Linked DNA regions of Homo sapiens: regions 2, 3, 4 and 5 are each linked to region 1. A link is a contact called in ENCODE Hi-C or POLR2A ChIA-PET data. All regions are on one chromosome and are shown on one strand. Each heading gives the region's core, a stretch centred on a gene start or an enhancer-like site at or near the end of the contact. The rest is flanking DNA. Distances are from core to core; before and after follow the strand shown.

The links. Hi-C counts contacts between places; a loop is a spot of excess contacts on that map. ChIA-PET counts read pairs that join two places held with the same protein, here RNA polymerase II (POLR2A). Pooled maps may share reads with other maps.
Region 2: a pooled map shows a loop between it and region 1 (12-fold over the local background). The contact joins the promoter of ZNF701 here to the promoter of ZNF816 in region 1. A Hi-C loop is called at or near these places in 4 of 37 single-sample maps with no recorded cell type and 13 of 50 pooled maps. POLR2A ChIA-PET finds 5 or more read pairs at or near these places in 1 of 52 experiments (WTC11).
Region 3: a loop to region 1 is called in a pooled map, with 6 times the contacts of the local background. The contact joins the promoter of ZNF677 here to the promoter of ZNF816 in region 1. A Hi-C loop is called at or near these places in 6 of 50 pooled maps.
Region 4: a loop to region 1 is called in a map of naive thymus-derived CD4-positive, alpha-beta T cell, with 3 times the contacts of the local background. The contact joins the promoter of ZNF845 here to the promoter of ZNF816 in region 1. A Hi-C loop is called at or near these places in 4 of 168 maps with a recorded cell type or tissue (HAP-1, KBM-7, heart left ventricle and 1 more), 8 of 37 single-sample maps with no recorded cell type and 14 of 50 pooled maps. POLR2A ChIA-PET finds 5 or more read pairs at or near these places in 2 of 52 experiments (HEK293T and activated B cell).
Region 5: a loop to region 1 is called in a map of B cell, with 30 times the contacts of the local background. The contact joins the promoter of ZNF83 here to the promoter of ZNF816 in region 1. A Hi-C loop is called at or near these places in 4 of 168 maps with a recorded cell type or tissue (B cell, CD14-positive monocyte, CD4-positive, alpha-beta memory T cell and 1 more), 8 of 37 single-sample maps with no recorded cell type and 16 of 50 pooled maps. POLR2A ChIA-PET finds 5 or more read pairs at or near these places in 1 of 52 experiments (Caco-2).

What each region holds. Positions count from the first base shown.
Region 1 is chr19:52,961,590-52,964,289 of GRCh38, reverse strand. ZNF816 (zinc finger protein 816) reads left to right here and starts at 1,409. Exons shown (of 4, transcript NM_001202457.3): 1 at 1,409-1,563. ZNF816-ZNF321P (ZNF816-ZNF321P readthrough) reads left to right here and starts at 1,409. Exons shown (of 4, transcript NM_001202473.2): 1 at 1,409-1,573. RefSeq lists a silencer at 1,182-1,381 and an enhancer at 1,442-1,691.
Region 2 is chr19:52,569,004-52,571,703 of GRCh38, reverse strand. It overlaps ZNF701 (zinc finger protein 701), which reads right to left and starts at 1,417. Exons shown (of 4, transcript NM_018260.3): 1 at 1,374-1,417. RefSeq lists enhancers at 380-988, 1,149-1,398, 2,208-2,700.
Region 3 is chr19:53,253,441-53,256,140 of GRCh38, reverse strand. ZNF677 (zinc finger protein 677) reads left to right here and starts at 1,268. Exons shown (of 5, transcript NM_182609.4): 1 at 1,268-1,307.
Region 4 is chr19:53,332,499-53,335,260 of GRCh38, reverse strand. ZNF845 (zinc finger protein 845) reads right to left here and starts at 1,512. Exons shown (of 4, transcript NM_138374.3): 1 at 1,469-1,512. RefSeq lists enhancers at 1,024-1,113, 1,384-1,433, 1,532-2,396 and a silencer at 1,504-1,723.
Region 5 is chr19:52,637,008-52,639,707 of GRCh38, reverse strand. It overlaps ZNF83 (zinc finger protein 83), which reads left to right and starts at 1,353. Exons shown (of 3, transcript NM_018300.4): 1 at 1,353-1,396. It also overlaps the pseudogene LOC124904757. RefSeq lists a silencer at 1,106-1,305 and enhancers at 1,516-1,635, 1,389-1,906, 1,907-2,425.

The DNA.
Region 1 (2,700 bases), core at 160-2,659:
AAGTCAAAATATTTTACCCCAAAACATGTTTCTGTGCCATATTTTGAAATGGTCCTGCAAAGCTGTTCTTTGTGAGGGGTACATGTGCATTTGTAAAGAATCTCTGTTAACATAGCTAGATCTTTTTCTTCTAGGCCCTACCAATCCTGAAGAGATTAAGTAAGAATCTCGCACTGTTTAAAGGTCTGAATAGAAAACACTTATCATCTATTATCTCTAAGGGCAGCCAATAGAAGACTTGAAAACAACATTGGTCTCCACAATCTTTTACCTTAACGTGAACATTTCCTCTCCGTTGATCCCAGGTATTTAGACAAACTCAACCAATTGTCAATCAGAAAATGTTTCAATTTACCTGTAGCCCAGAAGTCCCCGCTTTGAGTTGCCCCTCCTTTCTGAACCAAAGCAGCGTATTTCTTAAATGTATTTGATTGATGTCTAATGCCTCCCTAAAATGTCTAAGAACAAGCTGTTCCCCATCACCTTGGACACATGTTCTCAGGACCTCCTGAGGGTCATTCATATTTAGCTTAGAATAAATCTCTTAAGATATTTTACAGTTTGATTCTTTTCCACGACAAAAATAACTCATTTTAAGTGCAGCATGAAATAATAAACGTAAGAAACAACTGGGCAACTTATATGCACTGTTACAATGTCAGTGCTTTTTTTAAATCACTTTTTTGTTTATTGAGACGGAGGAGGGAGCTCTGGGATAGAGGGTCTTACTTTGTCGCCCAGGCTGGCCTGGAACTCCAGGCTCAGCGATCCTCTCGCCCCTGCTTCCTGAGTAGCGGGGACCCCAGACTCCTGCCACCCCGCCCGCATCCCTGCTGTGTTTAAGCACACTCCTCTGCTCCGCACCCCAGACGGTGGCCCTAGGGAAGTCTCAGGAGCTGAGCACAGTGTGGACTCTCCCACTCCAGTGAATGGAGAATTGAAAGGGAGAGGATTTCTATTCTGTTCTGTGGACCGTCAGCATGAAATTGTACCTTTCGCTCAGGCAAGGCTTTGCATTTCGCATTCTAGTTTGCATTCCTGCCGTAGACAACTTCCAGGCTTTGGAATTAAATTGCTAAAATAAATTTCAATAGCAAGGAACTTTCCCGGATCCAATTACCGCCACACGGCGACTTCTCAGGGAGGTACTATTTCCCTGACTGCTGAGCTGCTCCAGCCTCACTGGCGGGTTTCACCTCTAAAACCTTGAAAACAGAGGCGCGGAGAGCGAGATGGAGAAAAGCTCAGGCCCCGCCCCTTTCCCGCCCCCGCGGACTCCTCCCAGCCCAAGACTCTTCTCTTCCGCGCCGGGCCCCTTGTCCTTTGCACCCCGCCCCGGCCTCGCCCAGGCCCCGCCCACCTCTCGGGGATCTGGCCCAGGTCCCGCTTCTGTCCTGCGCCGATTGGCACAGACCCGGAAGCGGATGGCGTGGACTGAAAGTTGCACGGCGGCGTGTGCGTTTCCTAGTTGTCTGGTGCTGCTATATAGGGGACGTGGGGTCCCCACAGACCTGCAGGTTCCGGCCCCTCTTTTCTCAACCCAGAGCAAATTGAAACGTCCGGGTGAGAGTCCGTGAGTCGCTTCCTTTTGAGTTTAAAGTTGCCCTGAGGCTGGTCCCGTCCCCGGTCTTTCTGCAGTGGGGCCGTGCAGACACCTCCTGTCGCGAAACTTTCCTTAGCAAAACCCTTTCTGACGCGTCCTCCCGCCTCGCGCTGTTTCAAGTCCTCACCCGGAGCTGGATTCTTGCCCTGGGCAAGAGCGCTTCCCAGCCTCGCTCTAGTCGGCCCCTGGAGCGCAGCGTTGCAGCCCCGCAGCCCCAGGGTGGCCGGTGCTTTGTGGCCACTCCTGGGCTCTTTCCCTTTCCATCTGAGACGTGGTGGAAGTGGGAGGGCTACAGGGAGAGTACCCTTTGATCCTTTGTTACTACGGGTGGGGAGATGGGGTTATTCCTTTTGGTCTAGTTTTGCAAAGTTCACATTAATTGGCCTTAGATTCCCAGAGCCAGGACCCAGATTTTCACTTTTCTTCTTTGTTGTTGGAGATGGGTCTCTGTGCCTACAGACTAGTATAGCCTGTGCCTGGACTAGTATAGTATAGTATAGTCTCTGTGCCTGGACTAGTATAGTCCAGCGGGGGCCGTCCAGTCTCAATGAAATTCTGGATGAGCCTAGGCAGTCTGTAATTTAGAAAATTTACGTAATGAGTTCTTTTCAGTGTGGTTTAAGCCTCACCAAGTGACTGTCCTTGTTGTGCTGTTGTATACAACTTCTGTCCTAGACAATTGAGCTTTCTTACGGGGTTGCTGAAGTTTTTTCTTTCCTTAGCTACATAGTATTGTCTAATAACTGAGGTTTTTAGGACCTAGAAGTTGCTAGTTTGGGCCTTCTGAGCTGGAATTGTGTGAGGAACTGGATCAGTGGGCACCAACTCTCGGGCTTCCTGAGGCCATCGGTCTCCAACAGTAGTTCCTCCGCGTACATAACAAGAAGCAACATTGAGGGAATGAGCTACATTTTCCGTTAACTGGAGAAACAAGTTCCTTGTCTTTTTTGGAAGCTCTGGTGCTGGCAGATTTAGCTCATTATAAAAGGCTTGAAACACTGGTTTGGGAAAGGGCCTGGGGACCTCCCCTCGGACTAAAATGGCAACTTGGGGGGTTACCCTTGTCCTATTGACCGTCAGGATTACACCTTCTCTTT
Region 2 (2,700 bases), core at 168-2,667, 390 kb after region 1:
GAACTAAGACATAAGCAAACTTTTTCAATCAAGAATGCTTGGGTGGCCAGGTGCGGTGGCTCACGCCTGTAATTCCAACACTTTGGGAGGTCGAGGCGGGTGGATCACCTGAGGTCAGGAGTTCGAGACCAGCCTGGCCAACATGGTGAAACCCCGTCTCTACTAAAAATACAAAAATTACCTGGGCTCCATCCTCACGTCTTATTTAATCTCTTGTTGCTCCTTCTCCCCAATTCTTCGATCGTCCTCAATCTCCATATATTTCCGCCTCTTATCCCATCTCTGCATCTCTGCCGCTCTCCCTGTTAAATTCTCTCTTCTCTGTTTTACCCCCCGTCCCCACTCTCTAGCACCCCAGATCCCCAGGCGTCCTCCCTGCTGTGGTTCTCCCTCTGTTCTCCTTGCCACCAGCACCACTCTGCTCTGTCTGCCCTGGCTCCAAATTCCTCCTCTCTCTCTCTCTCTCTCTCACTCTGATGAGCCTCCCTCTTTGCTGCCCCTCTCTACCTTGCTGTCTGTCCTTCATCTCTCTGTACATCTAGCTTTTCTCTACATTTCTCCAGTTGCTTTTCTCCTCCTGCTTTCTTATCTTTTTTTTTTCACTTTTGCTGTCTCTTGGCAAATCCCTCACCCATCCTCTACTTTGCCATCTGTTATGGGTCTTTCTCATTCTTCTTTTCTCTGTCTCAGGTTTTCTACTACTCTCTGTCTCCTGATCTCTTTAGCCCACACAATCACAGGAGGGTTTGAAGTAAGACGCCTGCATCCCAGAGAGGCTCATTTTTCAGGGGTTGGAGCTAGGCAGGCAAGAACACACCGTGTCACAGGACTGGCCCCTGGCACCTCCCCAACGCTGGCTCAAGGAAAGTGGTGACTGCTAAGGGGAGACTTGGGGTGCAGCAAGGCCCAGCATGAGGCGGGAGGTGGGGTGCGACGACGCCTTCGGTGGGGTCCACAAGATCCCAGCACCAGGCAGAGAACTCGGCCTCCCTGAGACTGGGATCGCGACGTTTGCGCTTCAGGCGCCTAAAGGTTGAGACTGGGAGGCGCCCAGGCGGAAATACACATCTCGGGTGAGGACTTTGAAAAGCGCGGGGAGGGAGGAGTTAAAAAACGGTTTTGAGCACAGAAACTACGCGATAGGAAGTGTATACAGCGCCCTGTAGCAGAAAGACTGGAGACGGGAACAGCCTCAGGGCGACTTTAAACACAAAAGGAAGCGACTTCCGGATTCCCAGGGGAACGTCTGCATTTGCTCTGGTTGAAGGAAGATGGGCGAGAATTTACAGGTCTGTGGTGACCCCACGTCCCAGGTACGGAAGTGCCGGGGATATGGGGAGTGCAGACTTAATACAACACAGAGCAAAACTCACCGCCGCGGTGCGACCTTCACTCCACGGGATCCGCTTCCTGGTCTGCGCGGATGTGTGCGCACAGGACTAAAGCCAGGCCTGGGTGGAGCCAACGAGAAGGTGGGCGGGGCCTGATCGAGGTAGAGGCGGGGCCCCAGGCGGAGAGACCTTGCCCTTTAGAACCGGCAGAGGGCGGGGCCGGGGCGGGACCTGTGCGTCTCTCAGCCTCGCTCCCAGCGACTCTATTTTTCGGGCTTTGGAGGCGAGAGCGGTCAGGAAGGCTGAAGCACGATTCGAAAGCCCTGGAATTGTCTGGAACGGGGATGCAAACAAGAATGTAAAATGCAAAGCCCTGCCTGGGCGGAACGTACAATTTCATGCTGACGGCCCACAGAACAGAACAGAAATCCTCTCCCTTTCTATTCTCCATTCACTCAGGAGGGAGAGTCCACCCTGTGCTCAGCTTCAGAGACTTCCCTAGGGCCTCCGCCTGGGATGCGCGACGGAGTGTTCAGGCCAGGGAGGAGTGAAGTCACCACCTACTGCTTAAACATAGCAGGAATGCGGCCAGGTGGGCGGGAGCCTGAGGGCCAGAGGCGGGAGGATCACTGAGCCTGGGGGTCCAGGCCAGCCTGGGCGACAAAGTAACACACCCTCCCGCAGGGCTCCCCTCATCGTCTCTTTTAATTTTTAAAATAAAATTTTGATTGTGTGAGATAGGGATACAACATTATTCTTTTCCATGTGGATATCCAGTTAATTGTCCCAGCACATTTGTGGAAGAGATCTATTACTTTCTTTTTTTTCTTTTCTTTTTTTTTTTAAGACGGAGTATTTCTCTGTCGCTCAGGCTGGAGTGCAGTGGTGACATCTCGGCTCACTGCAGCCTCTGCCTCCTGGGTTGAAGCGATTCTCCTGCCTCAGCCTCCGGAATAGCTGGCATTACAGGCACAGGCCACCATGCCCGGCTAATTTTTGTATTTTGGGTAGAGACGGGGTTTCACCATGTTGGCCAGGCTGGTCTCGAACTCCTGACTTCAAGTGATCCGCCTGCCTCGGCCTCCTGAAATGCTGGGATTACAGGCGTGAACCACTGTGCCTGGCCCAAGAAATACTCTTCACTTCGCTCTTAAATGTTGAGAAAATACAATTGAAAACTAAAAAAATCTTCCCCTAAATGAGAAATCATCTTCACGACGATAACAGAGAAAGAAATAAAAACTATTTTATTAATAAATAGGCCTTAGACCAGCATGTGATGGGAAATAGAGGACAGTTGAGAGGTTGAAAAGAGAGAAAGAAACTTCACTGTTCTATACAACCCAAATACATGTTTTCAAGATAAACA
Region 3 (2,700 bases), core at 19-2,518, 290 kb before region 1:
GTTGGCCAGGAGAATTGCCAAGCACATATTATGTTAAAAATACTCTTCCAAATAACTGAGAATAAAGACTTTACAGACTAAAGGCCAGGAGCGGTGGCTCACGCCTATAACCCCAGCACTTCATGAGGCCCAGGTGGGCGGATCACATGAGCTCAGGGGTCCCAGACCAACCTGGCTAACGTGGTGAAACCCCGTCTCTACTAAAAATGCAAAAATTAGCCAGGCATGGTGGCACACGCCTGTAGTCCCAGGTACTCGGGAGGCTGAGGCAGGAAAATCGCTTGACCCAGGAGGCGTAGGTTGCCGTGAGCCGAGATCGCGCCATTACAATCCAGCCTGGGAAACAGAGACTCCATCTCAAAATAATAATAAAAATAATAATAACGATAGTATATTAGTAATTAATAACTTAGACAAAACACAACATACCAACTCCAATAAATCCAGCACTTGGATTTGTAATTTATCTCAAGAAATGTGCATTAGGATAATAAAGGAAAATAAATTTAGATCGATACAAGCAGAACTTTGCGTTCTTTTAAAGCCAAGCCTCAGCCTTCCACCCCCCACCGCCCAGGGTCTGACCCCATAAATTCTCTGGAACTCAGCCCATGGTGCATCTCTGCCTCCTGGGTGACTGGGGAGCGGAAATAAAAATTACGTTCCAGTGAAAGTCAATATAAAATTGTACACTCCGCACAGGCACAAAAATGCATCTCATTCCAGTTTCCATCACCTACGCAGACAACTCCAGCTTTCGCTTAATTAAATACAAATTTTAATCGTCCGGATTTCAGAAGTTCCTGGATCCAAGAGCTTCCTTATACCGTCGCCCTCTCCCATCCACCAGGTCCCAGCGCTCCTCCCGCCTCGTCGCAGGACGCGCCTCCATCGCTCGCAGAAACGTTTTCAAGCAAACCTTTCCCATCTTAAGCTCCGATTCCAATATAAGGGGCCCACAGGTCTCTAATTTTTTACTTAGCTAGGCTCCAAAGGACACCATAGAGATTCAAGGGAATCCAAAAGTGAAGAATCGAGTACTGCTGGGCGACAAACAGGCCTAAAAAAGTCGCTGGGACGCGCCGAGGAGAGGTCCGGCAGTCCGACCCCTAGGCCCCGCCCATCCCGCCATTGTCCCCGCCCATCCCGCCATTGTCCCCGCCCATCCCCGCCATTTGCCCGCCCATCCCCACAGTTGTCCGCGCCCTGCCCCTGCCCTTGCCCCTTGCGCCGCCCCAGTGCACTCGCGTACGCGCAGGTTCCTGCCGACCCGGAAGCGGATCTCGCGGGGCTACTGGCGCTCTCGGGTGAGTCTCCGTCTTTCGGGTTCAAGCCTGCGCCTCGCGGGCCACAGGTTCCCACGCTCCGCTGTCGGGTTTTGGGGTCGCCCTGTAGGTTAAAACCCCGAACCTGCTCATTCCTCTCGCGGCGTGGCCCTAAGACGTTCCCAGTCCCGTCGCTCCGAGAGGGTCTAGAGATCTGCGTCCATTTCGGATTAAAATCGTTCTGAAGTGGGTACTGGCCCCGACCTTTTTGCTTTAGGTCAGTGTGGACACCGACCGCCCACCGCGTCGTTTCTCTGCTTAAAACTCTTCTCTGACTCCCTCTTCCCTCCCCCTGGTAAAGCCCTCACTCGGGGTGGATACACACCCTTCGCCCTTCTCCAGGGAGAACAGAGGGGAAGCAGAAATGGAGGATAAAGAGGGAGAAATGCGCGAAATTAGAGAGCCATCAGAAACAATAGCAGGGACTGAAAAAAAGGATGCTACCAGGATGGGGCCAAACACTCTGTCAGAGAAGGAGAGGAAGGGAAGCCAAATGAGCAGAAAGGGACAGGAAAACGCCGAAATGGGAAAAAGAAAAGGAAAGAAACAGAAGGTGGAAGAGAAACATTTATAGAGAGGGGGAAAAAAATCACATAATGGTGGAGAAAGGGGGGGGCACCCAAATCCATGTGAGTGTGGATTGATTTAATATGGAACATTAAGTTGTGAAGTACTGATGTATGGCTCTATAATTAATTTAAAATTTGCTTCATTGTTTGTGCAGAAGAGCATGAAAATTGCAAAACTACGGTGTGAGGCTTCTGCGTTTTCTAATTATTACATCAGAAGCAACCCTTATTCAGCCAGAGGGTTAACTGACTTAGCTCAGTTAATTCCAGCTCACCCTCTTCCCTTTCTCTGATCTTGAGGAGAGTCAAGAAATGGGAAGAAACTGTGACACCGTATGCTGCTTTTGCAAACAGACATTAACAATATTATTCCCTCCTTTTTTGTGTGTGGCTTGTGTCATTTTCTAAATTTGACGTGTATTCAACTTGTCTTAAATGTAATTCCATAATTTATTGGATTTAAAAAAAATTTTCAAAGTATTTTCTCTTAAATGTATTGTTCAGCTTATGAGGTTTAAATGCTTTCTTTTGCTTTCTTTTATTTATTTATTTATTTTTTTGAGACGGAGTCTCACTCTGTCACCCAGGCTGGAGTGCAGTGGCTTGATCTCGGCTCACTGCAACCTCCGCCTCCAGGGTTCAAGCGATTCTCCTGCCTTAGCCTCCCGAGTGGCTGGGATTAAAGGCATGCGCCACCATGCCCGGTGAATTTGTATTTTTAGCAGAGACGGGATTTTCACCTTGTTAGCCAGGCTGGTCTCGAACTCCTGACCTCAGGTGATCTGTCTCCGCCTCTCAAAGCACTG
Region 4 (2,762 bases), core at 263-2,762, 370 kb before region 1:
TTAAATTAAAATTATTACATAATAACAGAAAGTGATTTTTTTCTCCCACTTCACTGCCCCATTTCCTACCTCACCATGGGAAGAGGGAAGAGAGGCTCTCACAATTGAATTAAGTCACTACCCTCTGGCTGAATAGGGATTCCAAGTGGAAGCTGACCTCTAATGCCAAGATTTACAGAATGTATGTGTCTTATAGATAGGAATTTTAAAATTCTCAATATCATCTGTATAATTTAAACAAGTTCTAAGTTATTAGATTATATAAACAGAAGTCAACATATCACAACTAATCATATCCAATGAACTCACCCACTCATCTGAACCCAAAGTCCCCCACCCCTTTTAATCTTTTGAGACAGGCTCTGCTCTGTTGACCAGGCTGGAGTGCAGTGGCATGATCTCTGCTCACTGCAGCCTGGACCTCCTGGGCTCAAGTGATCCTCCTGCCTCAGCCTCCAGAGCAGCTGGGATTACAGGTGTGCACCATCACGCCCAGTTAAATTTTTTTTTTTTTTGACAGAGATGGGGGGGGGGGTCTCACTATTTTGCCCAGGCCGGTCTTGAACTCCTGGACTCAAGCAATCCCTCTGCCCCAGTCTCCTAAAGTGCTAGGATTACAGGCGTGAGCCACTGCGCCCAGCCCCCCTTTCTTCATTACTGTGCTTCCCTCCCTAATTCTGTACATATCTCTCATTCTCCCCTTCTCTCTCTAGCTCTTGTTTTCTTTTTCCCTGGGATCTGCTCCTCCTGCTGTTTTTTGTTTTGTTTTGTTTTTTTCATTTTTGCTCTCTCTTGGCAAATCCCTCACTCATCCTCTACTTTGCCATCTGTTATGGTCTTTCTCATTCTTCTTTTCTCTGTCTCAGGTTTTCTACTGCTCTCTCTCTCAGTCTCCTGATCCCTTTGGCCAACACAATCACAGGAGGGCTTTGGAGTAAGACGCCTGCATCCCGGAGGAGCGCATTTTCCAGGGGCTGGTGCAGGGCAGGCAAGAACACCCGGTGTCATAGGACAGCCCCGGGCACCTCCCCAACGCGGGCTCAGGGTAAGCGGTGACTGCGGTGGGGAGACCTGGGGAGCATAAGGGCCTGGAACGAGGAGGGAGGTGGGGGGCGACGGCGCCTTAAGACAAGACTGGGAGGCGCCAAGGGCGGGAATCCGCCTCGCGGTAAGGACTTTAAAAAGTGCGGGTCGGGAGGAGTCAGAAAAAGGTTTTGAGCAGGGAAACTACGCGATGGGAAGTGTATACATTGCCCTATAGCAGAAAGATTCGGGAAGGGACCATCCTCAGGGCGACTTTAAACCCAAAAGGAAGCGACCCCTGGACTCTGACGAGGACGTCTAAATTTGCTCTAGGTGAAGGAACACGGGTGAGAATTTCCAGGTCTATGGGGACCCCACGTCCCAGGTACAGAAGCGCCGGGGACTTGGGAAGCGCAGACTTAACACAACACAGAGCAAAACTCACCGCTGCGGTGGGACCATCACTCCATGCGATCCGCTTCCGGGTTTGCGCGAATCTGCGCGCGCAGGACAGAAGCCAGGCCTGGGCGGGACCCGCGGGGAGGTAGGCGGGGCCTGAGCGAGGTAGGGGCGGGGCGCGAAGCGGAGAGACCTTCCCCTTTAGAATTGGCAGAAGGCGGGGCCGGGGTGGGACCCGTGCGTCTCTCAACCTCGCTCCCAGCGCCTCTTGTTTTCGAGCTTTGGAGGCGAGACCGGACAGGAAGGCTGAGGCATGATTCAAAAGCCCTGGAATTGTCTGAAACGGGGATGCAAACTAGAATGTGAAATGCAAAGCCCTGCCTGGGTGGAACATACGATTTCATGCTGACGGCCCACAGAACAGAATAGAAATCCTCTCCCTTTCTATTCTCCATTCACTGGGAAAGGAGAGTCCACCCTGTCCTCAGCTTCAGAGATTTCCCTAGGGCCTCCCCCTGGGATGCGGGACGGAGTGCTCAGGCCAGGGAGGAGTGAGGTCACCACCTACTGCTTAAACACAGCAGAGATGCGGGCGCGGGGCGAAAGCCTGAGGTCCCAGCTACTCAGGAAGCAGTGGCAGGAGGATCGCTGAGCCGGGGGGGGGGTCCAAGTTAGCCTGGGCGACAAAGTAACACCTCCTCCGGCAGCGCTCCCTTCCTCGTCTCTCTCTCTCTCCTTTTTTAAAATTTCTTTAAATAAAATTTTTGATTTTGTGAGTTAGGGATCCAACATTATTCATTTTCACGTGGATATCCAGTTAGTTGTCCCAGCACATTTGTGGAAGAGATCTATTACTTTCATTTTTATATTTAGATTTTTCTTTTCTTTTCTTTTCTTTTTTGAGACAGAGTATTTCTCTGTCACCCAGGCTGGAGTGCAGTGGCGAGATCTCGGCTCACTGCAACCTTCACCTCCCGGGTTAAAGTAGTTCTCTTGCCTCAGCCTGCCAACTAGCTGGGATTACAGACGCGCGCCACCAAGCCTGGCTAATAGTTTTGTATTTTTAGTAGAGACTGGGTTTCACAACGTTGGCCAGGCTGGATTCGAACTCCTGACGTCAAGTGATCCACCTGCTTCGGACTCCCAAAGTGTTGGGATTACAGGCGTTAGCCACCGCGTCTGGCCAGGAAAACTCTTAGAAGTTGCGCCTGCATACCACTGGACTCAGCTTGCATGACCACATTCCTTTCAAGGCTCAGAATTATTTAAAGATCCATACATTTACATTGGAATTATTTGATGTTTGAAATATTTAATTTCCTACCGAGATACGGGTACTG
Region 5 (2,700 bases), core at 104-2,603, 320 kb after region 1:
TGTGGCTTATGACTATAATCCCAGCACTTTCAGAGGCTGAGGCAGTCAGATCACTTGAAGTCAGAAGTTCGAGACCAGCCTAGCCAATATAGTGAAACCTCGTTTGTATCGAAAATACAAAAATTAGCCGGGCATGGTTGTGCGCGTCTGTAATGTCAACTACTCCGGAGGCTGAGACAGGAAAATCGGTTCAACCCAGGAGGCAGAGGCTGCAGTGAGCCCAGATCTCGCCACCGCATTCCAGCCTGGCCAAAAAAGAAAACTCTGCCTCAAAAAAAAAAAAAAAAAAAAATAGAAAAAACTAAATATATAAAAGAAAATAAGCCGGGCGCGGTGGCTCACACCTGTAATCCCAGCACTTTGGGAGGCCGAGGCGGGCGGATTACTTGAGGTCGGAAATTTGAGACCAACCTGACCAACATGGAGAAATCCCATCTCTACTAAAAATACAAAATTAGCAGGGCATGGTGGCACATCCCTGTGATCCCAGCTACTTGGGAGATAGAGGCATGAGAATCGATTGAACCTGGGAGACAGAGATCGCGCCATTGCACTCCAGCCTGGTCAACTAGAGCAAAACTCCATCTCAAGAAACAAAAAAAGAAACTGATAGATCTCTTACACAAATACGCTGGGACAACTAACTGGATATCCACGTGGAAAAGAATAATGTTGGATCCCTATGTAACATCATCAAAAATTTTATTATAAAAAAGAAAAGAGAGAGAGAGACGAGGAAGGGAGCCCTGCGGGAGGGGGTGTTACTTTGTCGCCCAGGCTGGCCTGAACTCCCAGGCTCGGCGATCCTCCCGCCGCTGCTTCCTGAATAGCTGGGACCTCAGGCTCCCACTCCCGCGCCCATATCCCAGCTGTGTTTAAGCCGCAGGTGGTGACCTCACCCATCCTTGGCCTGAGCACTCCATCCTGCATCTCAGGCAGTGGCCTGAGTCTCTAAAGCTGAGCACAGCGTGGACTCTCTCCCAAGTGAATGGAGAATAGAAAGGGAGAGGATTTCTATTCGGTTCTGTGGGCTATCAGCATGAAATTGTACCTTCCGCCCAGGCAGGGCTTTGCATTTCACATTCTAGTTTGCATCCCCGTTCCAGATAATTCCAGGGCTTTTGAATCATGCCTCAGCCTTCCTGGCCGGTCTCGCCTCCAAAACCCGAAAAATGCCTCTGCGCTGGGAACGATGCTGAGAGACTCACAGGTCCCGCCCTGGCCCCGCCCACTGCTGGTTCTAAAGGGGAAAGTCTCTCGGCTTCCCACCCCGCCCCTACCTCATCCAGGCCCCGCCCACCTCGCGGGCCCCGCCCAGACCTGGCTTCTGTACTGCGCGCGCACATGCGCGCAAACCCGGAAGCGGATTATGTGGAGTGAAAGTTACACCGTGGCGGTGAGTTTCGCTCTTCTATTAAGTCTGCGCTTACCAGGTCCCCGGCGCTGCTGTACCTGAGACGTGGGGTCCCCACAGACCTGGAAATTCTCTCCCTTCTTCCTTCACCCAGGACAAATTGAGACGTCCCCATGAGAGTCCGGATATCGCTTCCTTTTGGGTTTAAAGTCGCCCTGAGGCTGGGCTGTCCCCGGTCTTTCTGCTGTAGGGCGATGTATACACTTCCTGTCGCGTAGTTTTCCTGCTCAAAACTGTTTTCTGACTCCTCCCGCCCCTCGCTTTTTAAAGTCCTCACCCGAGAGCTGGATTCCCGCCCTGGGCGCCTCCCACCCTCGCCTTCGTAGGCCACTGGAGCGCAGCGCCAGGGCCCCAGTCCCAGGGAGGCCGCGTACTTTGCCTGGTCCTGGAATCCTGCAGACCCCAACCTTGTCTTAAGGCGCCGTCTCCCCCCCACCTCCCTCCTCGTGGCGGGCCCTGCTGCTCCACAGGTCTCTCCTCCACAGTCACCTCTTCCCCTGAACCCGCGTTGGGGAGGTACCCGGGGCCTGTCCTGTGACACGGGGTGTTCTTGCCTGCCCAGCTCCAGCCCCCGGAAAACGAGCTCCTCCGGGATGCAGGCGTCTTATCCAAACCCTCCTGTGATTGTGTCGGCCAAAGGCATTGGGAGACAGAGCAGTAGAAAAGCTGAGACAGAGAAAAGAATGAGAAAGACCCATAACAGAGGGCAAAGTAGAGGGTGGGTGATGGATTTGTCAAGAGACAGCAAAAGTGAAAAGAAAAAAAAAGAAAGCAGGAGGAGAAAAGTAACTGGAGAAACGTAGAGAAACCTAGATGTACAGAGAGATGAAGGACAGCAAGGTAGGGAGAGGGGCAGCAAAGAGGGAATCTCATCAGAGTGAGGGAGAGGAGGAGGGATTTGGAGCCAGGGCAGACAGAGCAGAGTGGTGCTGGTGGCAAGGAGAACAGAGGGAGAACCACAGCAGGGAGGACACCTGGGGATCTGTGGTTCCACATATTGGGGACAGGGGGTATAACAGGGAAGACGGAATTTAACAGGGAGAGCAGAGGATGCACAGAGATGGGAGAAGAGGCGGAAATATATCAAGATTGAGGACGATAGAACGATTGGGGAGAAGGAACAGCAAGAAGTTAGGTAAGTTGCGAGGATGGAGCAGAAGAGGTGGAAGAGAAGGAATAGAGGGAAGAAGGGGATAAACAGCAGGAGAGGAGAGGGGTACAAAATGAGGAGCAGAATGCCAGGTAAAAAGAAAAGAAAACAAGAGCTAGAGAGAGAAGGGGAGAAT